2 separate regions of the Homo sapiens genome follow, and region 2 is linked to region 1. Evidence: chromatin loops called from intact Hi-C (ENCODE). Cell type or tissue: PC-9. All regions are shown on one strand. Each heading gives the region's core, and the rest is flanking DNA. Links, peaks and the distances in the headings are about the cores only.

Region 1 (8,325 bases), core at 89-8,088:
TTTCTGGGAATTTCATATAAATGAAATCATACAGTATGTATTATTTTCTGTTTGGTGTCCTTCACTCACCATGTTTTTGTTTTTGTTTTTTGTGGGTTTTTTTTTTTTTTTTTTTTTTTTTGAGACAGAGTTTTGCTCTTGTTGCCCAGGCTGGAGTGCAGTGGCGCAATCTCGGCTCACTGCAACCTCTGCCTCCTGGGTCCAAGTGATTCTCCTGGCTTAGCCTCCTGAGTAGCTGGGATTATGGGTGCGCGCCACCATGCCCAGCTAATTTTTTGTATTTTTAGTAGAGATGGGGTTTCATCACGTTGGCCAGGCTGGTCTCGAACTCCTGACCTCAGGTGATCCACCCACCTTGGCCTTCCAAAGTGCAGGGATTACAGGCATAAGCCACCATGCCCAGCCCACTTACCATGTTTTTAAGTTCATATGTGTTGAGTATGTATCAGTAGTTTGTGCTGACATCGGTAGTTTTTATTGCTAAATAGTATTCCATTATATGAATTTACCACAGTCAGTCTATCCATTCACCAGCTGATAGACTTTTGGATTGTTTCTAGCTTAAGACAATTATGAATGATGCTGCTGTGAACATTCATGTTCGTGATTTTATGTGGACATAAGATTCCATATGAGAAGTTTGTGTTTAAACGTTTGAGAAACTGGCAGCCTTTTCCAAAGTGGCTGTACATTTTACATTTTCATGGGCAATGGTTGAGAGTTCCAGTTTTGCCACATCCTTGCCAACACCGTGTATTGTTGACTTACGGATTATAGTCATTCTAGTAGGTATGTAGTGGTACCACATTGTGATTTTAATTTATTTTATTTATTTATTTATTTTTGAGACAGGGTCTCACCCTGTCGCCCAGGCTAGAGTGCAACGGCATGATCTCAGCTCACTGCAGCCTCTGCCTCCTGGGTTCAAGTGATTCTCCCACTTCAGCCTCCAGAGTAGCTGGGACTACGTGTGCATGCCGCCATATCCGGCTAATTTTTGTATTTTTTGTTACAGATGGGGTTTCACCATGTTGGCCAGGCTGGTCTCCAACTCTTGACCCAAGTGATACGCCCGCCTCAGCCTCTCAAAGGTCTGGGATTACAGGCGTGAGCCACCGTGCCCAGTCCTCACTGTGATTTTAATTTGTATTTCGTTAGCTAGTGATGATCCCTTTTCATGTGTTTAACAATTCACTTATCTTTTTTGGTGAAATGTCAATTCAAATCTTTGCTTGCTTGTTGTTTTCTGTTTTTAAGACTTAATTCTCTCAGGAGTTCGAGACCAGCCTGGCCAACATGGTGAAACCCCATCTCTACTAAAAAAAAAAATATATATATATAAAATTAGCTGGGCATGGTGGCAGACGCCTATAATCCCAGCTACTCGGGAGCCTGAGGCAGGAGAATCACTTGAACCTGGGAGACGGAGGTCGCAGTGAGCTGAGATCATGCCACTGCAGTCCAGCCTGGGCAACAAGAGCAAAACTCCGTCTCAAAAAACAAAGACTTAATTATTTTAATAGAGCAGTTTTAGGTTCACAGCAAAATTAAGAGGAAGGTCCAATGATTTTCTGTATATCCTCATTTTTAAAAATTGAGTTGTTTGTCAGTGAGTTGTAAGAGTTTATGTATTATGAATATGTCTTTTGTCAGATATGATTTGCAACTATTTTCTCCCAATGTGTGGCCTGTGCTTTTATTTGCTTATATGGTATCTTTGGAAGAGCAAACATTTTTAATTTTGGTTGTCTAATTTATCAATTTTTTGCTTTTATGAATGATGCTTTTGGTATATGTAAAAAAAAGTGTCTAGACCAAGGTTACAAAAATTTCTCCTATTTTCATCTAGAAGTTTTATAGTTTTAGCTCTTACATATGTCTGTGTTCCATTTTGAGTTAATTTTTGGATATGGTATGAGGGAGGGAGTGTCTGTTTCTTTCTTTTTTTTTTTTTTTTTTTGTAAACACACATATTTCTAGTTGTAGCAACATCATTTGTTGAAAAGACCATCCTTTCTTCCTGAATTCCCTTGGCAGAATCAACTGGTCATAAATGTAGTGGTTTATTTCTCGGCTTTCAATTCTGTTCCATTGATTTATGTGTCTGTTGCTATTGTGGTTACTTGTAACTTTATGATAAGTTTTGAAATTGGGTAGTGTACAGTCTCCATTTTTGTTCCTCTTTTTCAAAATAATGTTGGGTTTTGACTATCCTAGGTCCTTTGCATTTCCATGTACGTTTTAGGATCAGCCTGTTGATTTCTGCAGAATGGTTTTTGAATCCTGATATTTTTTCATTCAGAGGTCCTTGTGACCTCTCACAGAGGGCCTGAAATGGGCTCACTGCTCTTTAGAGGTTATAATAAGCGAAGGCCTGCTGTACACCAATGCTTGATGTATTAGCGTTCTTCCAGGTTTGGCATGTTGGGTTTAACAGCTAGTGGGAACGCAGGCCAAGGCCAGCTCCGGGACGGTAAAGATGACCCTTGAGTGCTTCCCTTGGTGTTATACTTGGTGTCATCCCACCTCCTTGTCTCACTGGTAGTTGGCACTCCAAAAATACTTGAATAGAAGTGGGAGACTGTCTACAATAAAGAACAAGTTGAGACTGATGCATTTATCATCTCTCCTCTTTTTGAGCCTCCTTTGTTTTAAAGCCGTATTTATACCAATGAGTTTCTAAGCAGCCTGGCCAAGTCTGGTTCCCTCAGCCCTGAGCTGTGGCCAGCTTCATGGTTGATTGCATTTATCAGATTTTTTTCACCTGTTCTTGCCTAAGCCTGTAACACATTATCACTGAAACCAGACATGGTTTTATCTTTTCAGAAGCTTGTGAGAGGAAACTGGTGCTTCCCTTCCTCAGTTTTACTTTAAGGAACATTTTTTCTCTTTCTTGTAAAATTTGGCTGTTCTTCTTTTACATTTTAGACATGTGTTTGTTTTGAACAGGCTGCCTTCCAAAACTGTACAGTTCTTATCTTCCTTCTACCTCACCAGGCCTTTTTGTGCTGGATTCACTCAAACCCAGCTAATACTTACAGAACATTTAACTATAATATATGCAAGGAATCATTTTCAGTCCTGATAGATACACAGAAATGGATAAGACATGGTTCTTGCCCTCATAGAGCTCACAATCTGATAAACTCTGATAAAAGAGACAGTATATGGCATATATACACAGGTATATATAGCATGTAAGAGACATGGGGGATCCTGGGTTGGGTGGAGTACTGGTTTTCCACGAAACCTGTTGCATATCAGGAGCCAGCCATTCTTGCTTTGTACTTTTTTTTTTTTTTTTGAGACAGAGTTTTGTTCTTGTTGCCCAGGCTGGAGGGTAATGATGCGATCTCTGCTCACTGCAACCTCCACTTCCCTGGTTCAAGCCATTCTCCTGCCTTGGCCTCCTAGGTAGCTGGGATTACAGGCATGCACCACCATACCCGGCTAATTTTGTATTTGTAGTACTGGCTAATTTTGTGTTTGTAGTAGAGACGTGGTTTCACCATGTTGGCCAGGCTGGTCTTGAACTGCTGACCTCAGGTGATCCACCCGCCTCAGCCTCCCAAAGTGCTGGGAATACAGGTGTGAGCCACCATGCCCAGCTGCTTTGTACTTTTAAAATGTGATCTTGACTTTCAGAATTTAAACTTTGGAATTTCTTAGAGTGGTTTAGATGTCACCTTCCCTAGGTGTAGGACAGATAGAGCTCTGACTTTCTTTAAAATTTATTTTATTTTTTGAGACGGAGTCTCTCTCTGTTGCCCAGGCTAGAATTGCACAGCTTACTGCAACCTCTGCCTCCTGGGTTCAAGTGATCCTCCCACTTCAGCCTCCCAAATAGCTAGGACTATAGGCATACAGGCATGCGCCACCATGCCCAGCTAATTTTTGTATTTTTAGTAGAGACTGGCTTTTGCCATGTTGGCCAGGCTGGTCTCAAACTCCTGATCTCAAGTGATCTGCCTGCCTCGGCCTCCAAAAGTGCTGGGATTATAGGCATGATGAGCCACTGCACCCAGCCATTTTTTTTTTTTTAAATAGAGATGGGGGTCTTGCTATATTGCCCAGGCTGGTCTTGAACTCCTGGCCTCAAGCGATCCTCCTGCCTCATAAAGTGCTGGGATTACAGATGTGAGCCACCATACCCAGCCCAAGCTCTTGACTTTCAGGCTTCCTCATCCTGTTGACTTCTCTGCCACTAATTTCACAAGGCAGTATGGCCATATTTTTAATTAAGTTATTTGATGGACATACCCCTTTCCCTTGGAAAAGGGACTGCGTTTATAACAAATGAACCATGAATGGAATTCTTAAAAGTGAAGTAACATAATATGTTAAGCAGCTTATCTGTTATTTAATATAATTCCCTAAGGAGAGCTTAGTATGGTGCTCTGTCACCCATGGGCCTATTCAAAGTGGAATTCCTTTCTCTAATGTTGCATAATACTTCCACCAGAAGAAGGAGGTGGTAGAGTGTTTGAAATAATTATTGTGTTAGCTGCTGCCCCTGTCCTTTTTCTGTAATGTGGGAAACAAACTTCGTCTTAGGATCTTCTGGCAGGTGTCCTGGTTGGATCGTGGGTGGTGCTTGTCCGGCTGCCTCAAGGATCCAGCCTAGGGACATGTTCTTTGAGCACTTGATGTGAGAGTTTTATTTGTTTGTTTGTTTTTAATTTAACCCACACCCATGCAAACTATGTTCCCCATGCCAGGACCAGAATAACCCTGGCCAGGGCTCAAGAAAAACCTAGTAACAGACCTAAAATTAAATACATGAACTCTGCCTGCCCTTTTGCATTTGCATTATGGTTTTTTGTTAGGTGCTCTTGACCATTTTTTTTCTATTAGGAAAAGGCTGGGAAGGAGAAGCTTGAGTCATTACCTTAGGCATAGAGAGGGGATGGATGAGCTGTGAAGATTACTACTAATAAGTAGAGGTGGGACCAGTGCAAATTGTGCTGGGTGCAATATTTTTTTTTAACTTAGCAATAAAGATGCTATGACAGTGTCAATCGCTGGCTTTATCTGAGCCATCCATAGTAATAGACTTGTTTGTTTGTTTGTTTGTTTGTTTTTTAAGAGACAGGGTCTTGCTGTGTTGCCCAGGCTGGCCTCCTGCCATGGCCATAGCATGGTCTTGACTTTGAGTGTGAACCTGCATCTGGTGCCAGTAAACCTAACTTGCTCAGCTGAATCTTCTTCTTCGTCTTTTTTTTTTTTTTTTTTTCCAGAGACAGGGCTAATTCACCCAGGCTGGAGTGCAGTGGCATGATCATGGCTCACTGCAGTCTCGAATTCCTGGGCTCAAGTGATCCTCCCACCTCAGCCTCCCAAATAGCTGGCACTACAGGCCACTGTGTCCCGCTGTCATTTAGAATTTAATGTTTGCTTTTTTTTTTATTTTTATTTTTGAGATGGAGTTTCACTCTCGTTGCCCAAGCTAGAGTACAATGGCACGATCTCAGCTCATTGCAATCTCCACCTCCTGGGTTCAAGCAATTCTCCTGCCTCAGCCTCCCAAGTAGCTGGGATTACAGGCACGCACCACCATGCCTGGCTAATTTTTTTTATTTTTAGTAGAAACGGGGTTTCACCATGTTAACCAGGCTGGTCTCGAACTCCTGACCTCAGGTGATCTGCCTGCCTCGGCCTCCCAAAGTGCTGGTATTATTACATGTGTGAGCCACCGCGCCCAGCCAAATGTTTGCATTTATATAGGCCTCAATGAGTTGGGTGTTTCATTTTGTGTTTTGTTTTGTTTGAGACAGAGTTTTGCTCTGTCACCCAGGCTGAAGTGCAGTGGCACGATCTCAGCTCACTGTAACCTCTGCCTCCTGGGTTCAAGTGATTCTCGTACCTCAGCCTCCCAAGTAGCTGGGATTACAGGCATGTGCCACCACGCCCAGCTAAGTTTTGTATTTTTAGTGGAGACGGGGTTTCACCATGTTGCCCAGGTTGATCCCGAACTCCTGACCTCAGGTGATCTGCTGCCTTGGCCTCCCAAAATGCTGAGATTACAGGCGTGAGCCACCACACCCAGCTGTTTTCTTCTATTATTATTTTTTATTTATTTTTTTATTTTTTTGAGACTGAGTCTCGCTCTGTCGCCCAGGCTGGAGCACAGTGGCGCGATCTCTGCTCACTGCAAGCTCCGCCTCCTGGATTCACACCATTCTCCTGCCTCAGCCTCCCAAGTAGCTGGGACTACAGGCATCTGCCACCATGCCCGGCTAATTTTTTTGTATTTTTAATAGAGACGGGGTTTCACCGTGTTAGCCAGGATGGTCTTGATCTCCTGACCTCATGATCAGCCCACCTCGGCCTCCCAAAGTGCTGGGATTACAGGTGTGAGCCACCACGCCCGGAATGAAGTATTTCAGGTATACGGGACAGTACAGAAAAATAATATAGTGATCATCTACGTGTTAGCACCAAAATGAAATGTTTATATTATTTTTTATTTCTGTGGATTTCTCTGTACTTGTACCACTTATAAGAATCCCCACAATTTTGTGTGTATGTTAAAAGTGGATATAATCTGTCTCTTGCCATTAAAAAAAATTAAGCATTATGTTTTTGAGATGTATTCATTACAGATCCACCCCATTCATTTGAACTGCTTTATAGTGTTCCCTTAATATGTGGATAAATATACCTCAACAGATTTATTTATTTATTTTAAGAGATGGGGTCCCACCCTGTTACTCAGGCTGGTGTGCAGCGGCATGATCACAGTTCACTGTAATCTTGAACTCCTGGGCTCAAGCAGTCTTCCTGCTTCAGCCTCCCAAGTAGTTAGGACTACAGGTGCATGCCACCATGCCCAGCTAATTCTTAAATTTTTTGTAGCGATGGATTCTGGCTATGTTGCCCAGGCTGGTCTTGAACTCCTGGCTACAAGCAGGCCTCCCAGAGAGTCGGGATTACAAGCATGAGCTTGTGCCTGGCTCAATTTATTTATTTGTATTCATAGCAAGGGGCAGTTAACTTGATTCCACGTTTCCGTGGTTAGAAATAGAGTCACAATGAACACTTTTGTGTCTGTTTGTTTTCTAATTGTTATTGGCATGTGGAGGAGTGCTGTTGACTTTTGTGTGTGTAGATCTTGCGTCTAGCAACTTTGCTGAACTTGTGTTAGTTATTACCATTTGTAGATTTTCTTGCCTTTCCTAATATAGATAATCATATCACAGCTGTTTCCTCCTTTTAAGCCCTTAAATCTTTTGCCTACCATGTTACTTTGCTAGGGCTGCTGTACTACCAACTGGGTAGCTTAAACAACAGAAATGTATTTTCTCACAGTTCTAGAGGCATGGCGGCCGAGATCAAGGTATTAGCAGGGTTGTTTCTTCTGAGGCCTCTTTCCTTGGCTTGCAGATGGTGGTCTTCTCCGCTTCTCCGTGTCCTGACATGGTCTTCCCTTTGTATGTGTCTGTGTCCTCATCATTCTTTTTTTTTTTTGAGACAAGGTCTGGCTTTGTTGCCTAGGTTAGCATGCAGTGGTGTGATCATGGCTCACTATAGCCTCAACCTCCCCAGGCTCAGGGGATCCTCCTGCCTCAGCTTCCCAAGTAGCTGGAACTACAGGCACGCCGCCACGTCTGGCTGATTTTTGTATTTTCTGTAGAGATGGGGTTTTGCCCTGTTGCCCAGGCTCATCTCAAACTCCTGGACTCAAGTGATTCACCTGCCTTGGCTTCCCAAAGTGCTGGGATTACAGACATGAGTCAGCCCCAGCCCCTAATCTCCTATTCTCATATGAACACCAGTTATGTTGAATTAGGGCCCACCCCGATGACCTCATTTTTACTTAATTACTTCTTTACAGGCCTTATTTTCAAATATAGTCACATTCTGAAGTACTGGAGGTTAGGACTTCAGCATATAAATTTGGGGAGGGACACTATTCAGCCCCTAACATTGAATAATGCTGGCTTGGCTCTCTAATTCACCACTGAATTAAAGCAGTGAAAGTGGGCATCCTTGTTTTGTTCCTGACCATAGAGAGATTTAAAAGAGAATGCTCTTAAAATTTCGCCTTTACAAGTGGCAGTTGATGTGGGTTTCTAGATACCTTTCACTGAGTTGAAGAAATTCCCTTTTGTAACTTGTCGGCTCTCGAGAATAGAACCATTAGGGCCTGCCTTTACCAGTTAAGCATTTTTGGCAGAAGGACTGCACAGATGATGATGTGTCCTTCCCACTGCATCCTATCAGGAAGCTCATGATGTCAGTCTGTCCGTGGCTTGGTTCGGGTGATCTCTACTAGGCAAAGGTGATCTGTAGCTGCCAACTCTGAAATGGTGCGCAGATCTCGTT
Region 2 (8,325 bases), core at 131-8,130, 52 kb after region 1:
GGAAAAAATTAGAAATAATTCATCTGTGTTGTATGGACAAATGGATCAGGGGATTAGGTTTGCTTAACGGAGTTCAACTCGAAAGATTCTCAACCAAAATTCTCCAGTATGGGTACAATTCTGTATCAGTTGAAACTCTGGATGTGTAAGCAGTTCACACACATCTCAAAGGACAGTGGCCTTAAGCCACAAAGGAGGCAGAGGGGGCTGTGGGTGAGGGAGAGAGTTGCTACCTGGCATGGGCGGCTGAGGCTGGGAGCTGGGTGAGGGATGAGATTCCTCCCAGGGTGATCCAACCAAGTGGCTGAAAGGCTGTGAGGCAGAAGAATGTTAAACTGTTATGCAAAGGCTGTTTCCAGGTGCCTTGGTTTGATGCCTCCCTACCCCATTGTCCACCAGACCCATCTGAGAAAGGGTCTAAAGAAGATAAAACTCAAGTCAGGTGTCAGTGACCTTGGTTAAACCTTAACGAGGCACATAAGGCAGGGTGAGCCCTAGTGAAAGCTGGCAGTCAGTCAAAGGCTGCAATAAAAGGCAAATGCCACCGGGCGCGGTGGCTCATGCCTGTAATCTCAGAACTTTGGGAGGCCGAGGCGGGTGAATCACCTGATGTCAGGAGTTCAAGACTAGCCTGGCCACCATAGTGAAACCCCCTCTCTACTAAAAATACAAAAATTAGCCAGGCGTCATGGCAGACACCTGTAATCCCAGCTACTTGGAAGGCTGAGGCAGGAGAATCGCTTGAACCCGGGATGCAGAGGTTGCAGTGAACTGAGATCGTGCCACTGCACTCCAGCCTGGGCGACAGAGTGAGACTTCGTCTCAAAAAAAAAAAAAAAAAAGGCAGATGCTCAAATGAGTCCTTGAAGGAGGACAGGTCCAGGGTCTGTTCTGATGGTCATCCTCCACATTGACCCTGAGCCCACATGGCTGTCATTCGAGAGTGTCCACATGTACTGTGGATGTACTGGATCTGGAGAAAACATTTCATCCCATTCTCCTCTCTTTCAGGTTTCAAGTGCCCCATTTGCTCCAAGTCTGTGGCTTCTGACGAGATGGAAATGCACTTTATAATGTGTTTGAGCAAACCTCGCCTCTCCTACAACGGTAAGGGCTTGGCCTGCCTCACCAGCCTCCAGAGCATCCGTCGGGGGAGCCGGCCAGTCCTTGTGGGAGCCTCCAGTCGAGGGTGGTTCTGGGCAGTATTTTCACCCTGCCCTCTGGCAGGTGTGCCTCAGTGGTGGTGAGGAAGTGGACTGTTCTGGGAGCCTTGCTGCTCAGGTCAGAGAGGAAGAGGAGTGGGACAAGGAAGGAAGGCCCAGGGGTCAGGTCCGAGGTCTGGGAAGGCTCTCGGGCTGCTCAGTTAGGCCCCTGCCTCTCTGCAACTCAGTTCTGAGGACTTTGGCTGGGAGATGCAGCCTTTCCTTCACCCTTGACTGTGGAAGGCCCCAAGACAGCCAGGTGTCCTCCACGGCTTAGCAGAGGGGCCCAGAGCAAGCACCCGCCCTCCTTGGGGAGGTGGGGGCTGTGTGCTGGTGGCATGCATAGAGTGCTGGGAAGCTGGTCGTCTCCTTGTCACGTTCGAACTCGGACGAACACCTGATTTAGTCCTATGAGTCCACACCAGAGAGCTTGACGGGGGACTATGTGTGACATAGAGACGCTCTGGGGATTGAAAATGCGGATAGGACACCTTGCTGCTCCACCCTGGCCATGTTGCCTCCTACCTTGGAGGCTGCCTCAGAGCCGAACAGTGAATACCGCAGAGGGTAGGACCCTGAGGGCAGGGGATTTCAAAACACCCAAGCTAACCTAACAGGACGCCTCTGGGAAACAAAATGACTGTCAACATCTGCCTAGCATGCTGTGCATAAGGCTTTGGAGTCCAGGTGATGGGAGTTCAAATCTCCCTCTACCACTCTGTGTCTACAATCTTATACAAGTTGCTCAGCTTAGCGGAGCCTCAGTTTTCTGCTCTGTAAAATGTGGATAGCAATACTTGGTTCATAGGATTGTCAGAACTGGGTAAGAGATGGCACATAAAGGCCTTTGGTACAGAGCCTGGCACATGGTCAGTGCTTGGGAAGTTACAGCTGCCATGAAAGATGTGAGACCTTCATAGGTTTCTTTTTGCAGTTTTCCAGAGCCCACAGACTTCTCCTCAGTGCTGCTCAGCCCACGCCACTGCTGACCCTCGATTTTCCATGCTTAGTGTTTAGTCTGGTCTCCAAACCATGTTCATCAGAAAACGGCATCTTCCACTAGACCAGGCAGTGGATCTGAGTGCACTCCAACCCTGGTACTGGCCCACCTTCCCAGATTCAAGTCATAGTAGTGGTTGGAAAAAGAGTTCTGGGATTTCTGAGAGCATCTGAGGACTGGATCACGCAACCAGCCCAGCGAGAATGTTTCCTAGGGAGACTCTTCTCTGCCCTGCAGCCTCCTCACTCCCAGAGGGCTCTTTCCCCTACAAAGCATGAGCCTAGGAGGGATCATGGTCTCAGAGCATTTCCTGGGAAGTAACTGACTAATGGCGTCCACTCAGGTCTCCTGAAAACTTCTCTCTTAATTACTTGTTCAGCCAAAAGACTCTGGATGCAGGTGGGCATATTACCCACGTGGCTCAGCTCCATGCATTTGTTAGGCCATGCTCAGGTGGGAGGACCCGCACGGCCCTCCCCTGGGCATCATAGCTGTGGTCTGGGAAGCCCCTTTCCTCCCCAGGGGACAACGCCTCCTTTCTCCTGGGCTGACTGCTGCCAGTTCTCTAAGTCTGTTGTCACATGTGCTGCAGGCTTCGCGTCAGTCCTGTCGCATGCATGCTGTCAGGACGCTCAGGCTCAGCTTTGTCCCTGTTCGCCGTCTCCGCTTGGGACCAGGGAGGGAGAGGAGCCTTCCCTGCGTCTCACAGCCCTCCCTAGCCATGGCCTCAAAAACCCTATTCACTTCTTTCCCACATGTGTGGAGACCTCATGAAGTCCTCCGTTTGTCCTGTGGGTTGCTAGGGCGTTCTCTGTAGACACTGCGTTTGTTGTAGGAAGAATACAAAGAAGCCTCAGAGGGGCTCAGCCTGAGAAAACCTGGCTCTCAGGAAGAACTTTGCAAGAGCAGCCGTGGAGGACAGAGTGCTCTTGGGCCCCCATGGCCCAAATGCAGAGTTACCCCCACTGCCCTGTGGAGAACCGGGAAGGTGAGGCTGTCCAGCTCCTCTGCCAGAGAACTGCCTGGGACGCCACCATGTGTCCCCCTGTCCCCCTCTGTATCAGCACTTGAGTGCCTGGCGCTGTTGGTTTACCCCCCTACACCCCACCACCGGCAGCCTCACCCAAGACTACAGAAACCACACCGGGAGCCGGGCCCCCCTTAGAGGAAGGGGAGATTGGCCAGCCAGCCTGAGGCATGACCACTGCTCCTCTGGTTCTGGTTCTAGTTTTTCCCTTGTCATGGAATTGAGGGGCAGGCCACCTCCTCAAGGGTGCATGTGTTTCTGTATGTGTGCACGTGTGTGTGTGTGTGTGTGTGTGTGTGTGTGTGTGTGTGTAAACTAGAGGCTTTACACCTAAGGCTCTCTTTTGCAAAAGCCAGTCCTTTACCACTGGAGGCAAAGAGAGGCCAGTTGTCTCCAGTCCTTCCAGTGGACTTTGTCTCAACGTGGTGAAGTGCTTTGTTCAGAAACAATGGTCCGGCCCTCTGTGGACCCTGTTCATGTGGTATGGACTCCTCATGTTCAGTCTTTGTCTTTTCTGAAGACCCTAAACCTTCCAGGTAAGAGGAGAGCATTTGCTTCCGGGGGTGTATGTGGAGTGGGCATCCCCAGGCACGCCCAGGGCCTGCTCCAGCTCAGAGAGAGCACAGACCGTGGGCCAAAGCTCAGGAGCTCCAATGTATTCCCCATGATTTGTCATCATCCCAACCTCACCTGCTGCATGTTACCTTTTCTAATTTAAAAAAAGACTTAAGAGTCAGAGGTGTGAGTTCTTGGAATCTTTCTGGAAAGGGGGCGAGGCGGGGCTTTCTTAGTGAAGAGTTTTCTTATGAAGATTCACTAGAACTCCTGGTCACTCCCCTGAAGACTTCCCATTTACACACACACTTTCTGTGGTTGTTGGCACCAATTGCGGAAATTTTTAGAAAATTTATGATGGTTATATAAGATGAAATTTAGTTAACCACTAAAGGAAAAAAGTAGAAACCTCCTAAATGAGGCAGATAGAAAGTAGTATTTTTCTTATTATGAGGGTTGGCCTGAGTGGTGGGTTGGAAGGCCTCCAGTAGCTGCCTGCTAGCTTAGAAAAAACACAACTTAGGAAAGGCGAGACTAGTTTAACTGGTTCAGCTAGTGCCTGGTGCTCCGAGGACAGGCACCTGGCTGGGGAAGTTTGGGAATGTGCTGAGCCCCTGCTGGAGGGGCAGGGAAGGGCGGTTGACTCCAGAGCACCGAATGTTAAACCCCCTGTCCTCCTAAGCGCCTTCCTGGAAGGTGAGGATACTGTATAAGAGGGAGGGGGTTCGTTGGTTTGTTTTTGTGGGTAAGATGGATCAACCCGAATGGGCCTTTTAATTTCTCTCCCTTTCTAACATCTCTGTTTGTGACTCTGAGACTGAGGGACCTTGCCCTAAAGAATACGCATTCAAATTTTGACCCTCGAGTCTCTGGGCTAGCAGAACAAGCGTGGAGGTGGGGGTCTGATTGGTGATGCTCTGAACGGAAGAGCATTGTAATCCTGTGGAGTCGTGGAGATGACCCGCTTTTGACTGGAAGCTTAGGGGTCCTCAGCCCAGGGAGAATCTGGGGGGCGGCAGGTTCATTTGCCAGCAGCACCAAGGAGAGCTCCCCTCAGCTGTGTTCTGGGGGAGCAGAAGCCCATGCTCAGCTTCTTATGTCATGATGCCCTCTTCCTCCCCTCTGCCAAAGGCCATTGCCCCCATCTTTAAGGCTCTTGAGATGCTAAATGTCACACAAGCTGTCTTTTAAAGGCAAGGGAGGCCGGATGCAGTGGCTCACGTCTGTAATCCCAACACTTTGGGGAACCGAGATTGCTTGAGCTCAGGAATTTGAAACCAGCCTGGGCAACATAGTGAGACCCCATTTACTAAAAACAAAAAATTTGTCTGACATGGTGGCAAGCGCCTGTAGTTCCAACTTCTCAGGAGGCTGAGGTGAGAGGATCACTTGAGCCCAGGAGATTGAGGCAGCAGTGAGCTTGATCACGCCACTGCACTCCAGCCTAGGCAACAGAGCTTGACCCTGTCTCAAAAAATAAAATATAAAATAAAAATGTGAGAGGACCTGGCTTCCTGGAAAAGCAGAAATGGCTCCTGCTATAGCCTGCCCTGTGCCTGCAGGCAATTCTTTGTCCCATGTCTCCTCCTCTCAGAGACCCTGTGGTCAGAATGAAAGCACCCTACCCTTTCCCTGCCTGGGGAAACCGGGTGCTGGCCGAGGAGTTTGCCCAGCCTTGCTTGGGGCATTGCCCAGAGCCATTGTTAGATGCTGGATGGGCTGGAGTCAGGCTGGACAGGCTGGAGTCAGACTGCGGAGGTGTCTGTCCTGTTACTCCTCCTACAGGAGGGCGAGGAGGGGCAGGTGACTGCTCACCCAGGGTGTCCAGCTGTTGCTGACCGGCTGCACTGACTGCCAGACTGGCCGCTGCTGGGTGTATGAGGAGCGAAAGCGACTAGGGGAGGCCTGCAAGGCCCTAACACAAGTGGGGAAACCAGGAACAGGTGGCTACAGGAAAGAGGACTGTGGGAGGGAGCTGTAGTGGCCTCAGTAGGAAAGTATGAAGCGCTCCAGGCCTGAGCTTTAGTTGGCTGCCCCCACTATCCTCATTGCGGGTGGCCCAGCTCACCAAAACAATTGCATTGCACTTCAAAGGGCTGGGCAGTTGGATGGGCCGCTGCTGGTAGGCTACACTCTCTGCTCAAGGTCACCCTGTTGCCTGAAGAGCACAGCCCCCCAGATTTCCCAAAAGGGGAGCTGACAAGGCCTGGCATGGGTGGCACTGCCCTGTCCTGTCCCTGGCAGACTGGGCCAGCAGCTCTGCATGCTGAATAGGCAGCAGGACCAGGCACTCCACCGCACCTAGGCTGGAAATGAGGTCAGGGGGTGGAACCTGAGCCTGTGCGTCATTTGCTAGGGGTTTCCCCTCTGACTCCCACCTTCCTTCTCTCTGGGCCCTTCATGGCCACCAGGCACAAGTGGAGATGGAGAGGCATGTTCCTGTGCTCAGCTGCTGCCTCGGAGCTGCACGGGCTTTCCCTCCCAGCCAGGTGCAGATCTGTGTCTGCAGCTGTGTGAGCCTCCCCACCCCTCCATACTTCTAGCAGTTCCAGGGTCTCTTGAGGATGTGTTGCCAGAACTCTGCAGAATACTCGAGCCTGGCATGGTGGAGGGCAGGTGTGTGTCTCTCCTGTCTGGTCTGTTCACTCAGTGACCAGGTTCCTCCATCCACCTTGGGTCCTCTGCACACACTTCACAGAAAGGGGGAGATGCAAAGTGCCTGTGAGACGGGTGGTGTTTTCCAGCCCCAAGGGAAGACACCCTTATGGCCTGGTCTTTTAAGGAAAAGGGGCCAGGTCGCTGGGTGGCAGAAACTTGGGCTTGGGAGTCATCACCACTTAGCAGCTGCATGAGCTTATCCGAAGATCCCCACAGGGGCTTTAGGAGTCATGGTGTGTGTGTCTGAGGAGTTACCTGCATATAGCTGGCTTAGAGAATTAAGGCTCTTTTGCTCCTCCTCCCAGATATCTTTGCTTTGACAAATAGCAGCTGTCAGAAGCACCGTGCCTGGATCCCAGGGAGGGAGCAGAAGATGCCACCGCCTCCCACCCCCAGCCCATCACAGGCATCATCCCTCCCTCCTGTTTCAGCTCCAGGGCCGTGCTCGCCATTCTGGTTTGGTTCCCTGGTCTGGTTAGAGGGACAGGCACTGACACCATCCCCAGCCAGGCCAAACACACTTCCAAGCTCTCCCTTGGGCAGTGACATTGGCTGGCTTTGTACAGTGGCGTCAGGAAACTTGGGAGGTGCTTCAGAGGTAGTAAGAAAAGGGCAGAACCCAGATGGCAGAAAGTTTGGCTTTGTTCTTATCCGGCAGCATTTGTTGAACCTCTTCTCTAGGGGCCTGGAGATACCAGGGGACATTTGACTCCATCTGCAGCAGAGTCTCAGTTTGTGTGGGCCAGGCGCCTGGGTTTTGTGCTGCGAGGCCCCCGCCATGGCTTTTCTCTGACGGCAGGCAGCAGGTTCGTGTCAGATGCTTCTGGAAGTCTTGTAGGAACCAGTTGATAGGCAAGCATCAGCTTCAGCCATTTCCACTTCCCTGCTAGGCTCTCAGGGACATCCGGAGGCCACTAACTCCCACAGCCCCAGGGGTGGGGACAGGAAGTTGTACTCAGCCCACTGCAACCTCTTGCTGGGTTTGTGTGCCTCCTGCCTCCTGCTGTGGAAGAATGCTGCTCCCTGGGCACTGGGCTCTGTGTGGGCACTGCTGGCTTCCCCATGCTGTCTGAGTCAAAGACCCTGACTCCTTCCTATTGCCGGGAACCTCCAGGTGGCCTTTTGCAGCCAGTGGCTCTTGGTCCCAGTGAAATGTGCTCCCTGCCGTGTGCCAGCCTGGTTGGGGTGCCTGCACATTTTAGTTCTTCCCACCAGTGCAGCAGACTCAGGCCAGCTGGTAAAGGCACAACACTGCACTGTGCATAAAACCGCCTTGTGGAGTGGTGAGGAAAGGCTGCCTCTAACCTTCCTCTGCTCAAGTCTGAGTCCTTTAGTGCACAGGCCTTCCGCCCCAGGACAAGAAGAATCGCCCTCGCGCCCCCTTCCCCTTCCCCTTCCCTTTCCCCTAGTGAGGTTCGGTGCAAAAAGAGAGTCAAGTCCAGTCTTGTCATAAAGCGCCTAAGCCTTATCCTCATACCTGCCTCTCCCTTCCCTGAATCCATCACCTCCTGGGGGGCGATGAGGGAGACCACATGTGCCCTCCTGGAGCTGACACAGATGGGGAGAGAACACACCTGGTGTGGGAAGCTGTATGGGACCCAGAGAATTCTAACTAGTCCCTTGGGCTCACAGTTGAGTTACCAATCAGTAGGAGAAAATGCAAAGATAAACTACTTAGGAATCAGTAATTGCCATGTTCCCAGGAAATCCTCCTTAAGTATGGAGGGGAAGGAATGCTTTAGAGGAAACTAAGGGCTATAGCCCATACGCTCATGTCATAGATGAGGTGTCCAAGACAAAGAGAGTGGGGAATACAGGTCCAAGAATGTCTGCATGACGACTCTGCCCTCACTAAGCTATGCTGTTTTTCCTCCCATCTCTGT

The links. Hi-C counts contacts between places; a loop is a spot of excess contacts. Peaks named below come from ENCODE experiments on the same cell type or tissue, not always from the same donor. Only the 100,000 strongest peaks of a DNase experiment are listed, where the experiment ranks them.
Region 2: it touches region 1 in a loop (3-fold over the local background); 23 of 110 quality-filtered maps call a loop at or near these places.

What each region holds. Positions count from the first base shown.
Region 1 is chr16:75,040,503-75,048,827 of GRCh38, forward strand. All of the region lies in intron 1 of ZNRF1 (zinc and ring finger 1), which reads left to right. Among named protein-coding and RNA genes, the nearest start is that of ZNRF1, 46 kb to the left of the region's middle. In PC-9, for the core only: no CTCF peak of the experiment used is centred there; a DNase peak (open chromatin) is centred at 4,539; H3K27ac peaks cover 4,473 bases.
Region 2 is chr16:75,092,561-75,100,885 of GRCh38, forward strand. ZNRF1 (zinc and ring finger 1) reads left to right here. Exons shown (of 5, transcript NM_032268.5): 2 at 1,012-1,107. Among named protein-coding and RNA genes, the nearest start is that of LDHD, 20 kb to the right of the region's middle. RefSeq lists silencers at 728-920, 7,419-7,478, 7,589-7,648 and enhancers at 2,761-3,491, 3,492-4,221, 5,948-6,067. In PC-9, for the core only: CTCF peaks have their summits at 4,422 and 4,622; a DNase peak (open chromatin) is centred at 4,331; H3K4me3 peaks cover 634 bases; H3K27ac peaks cover 1,333 bases.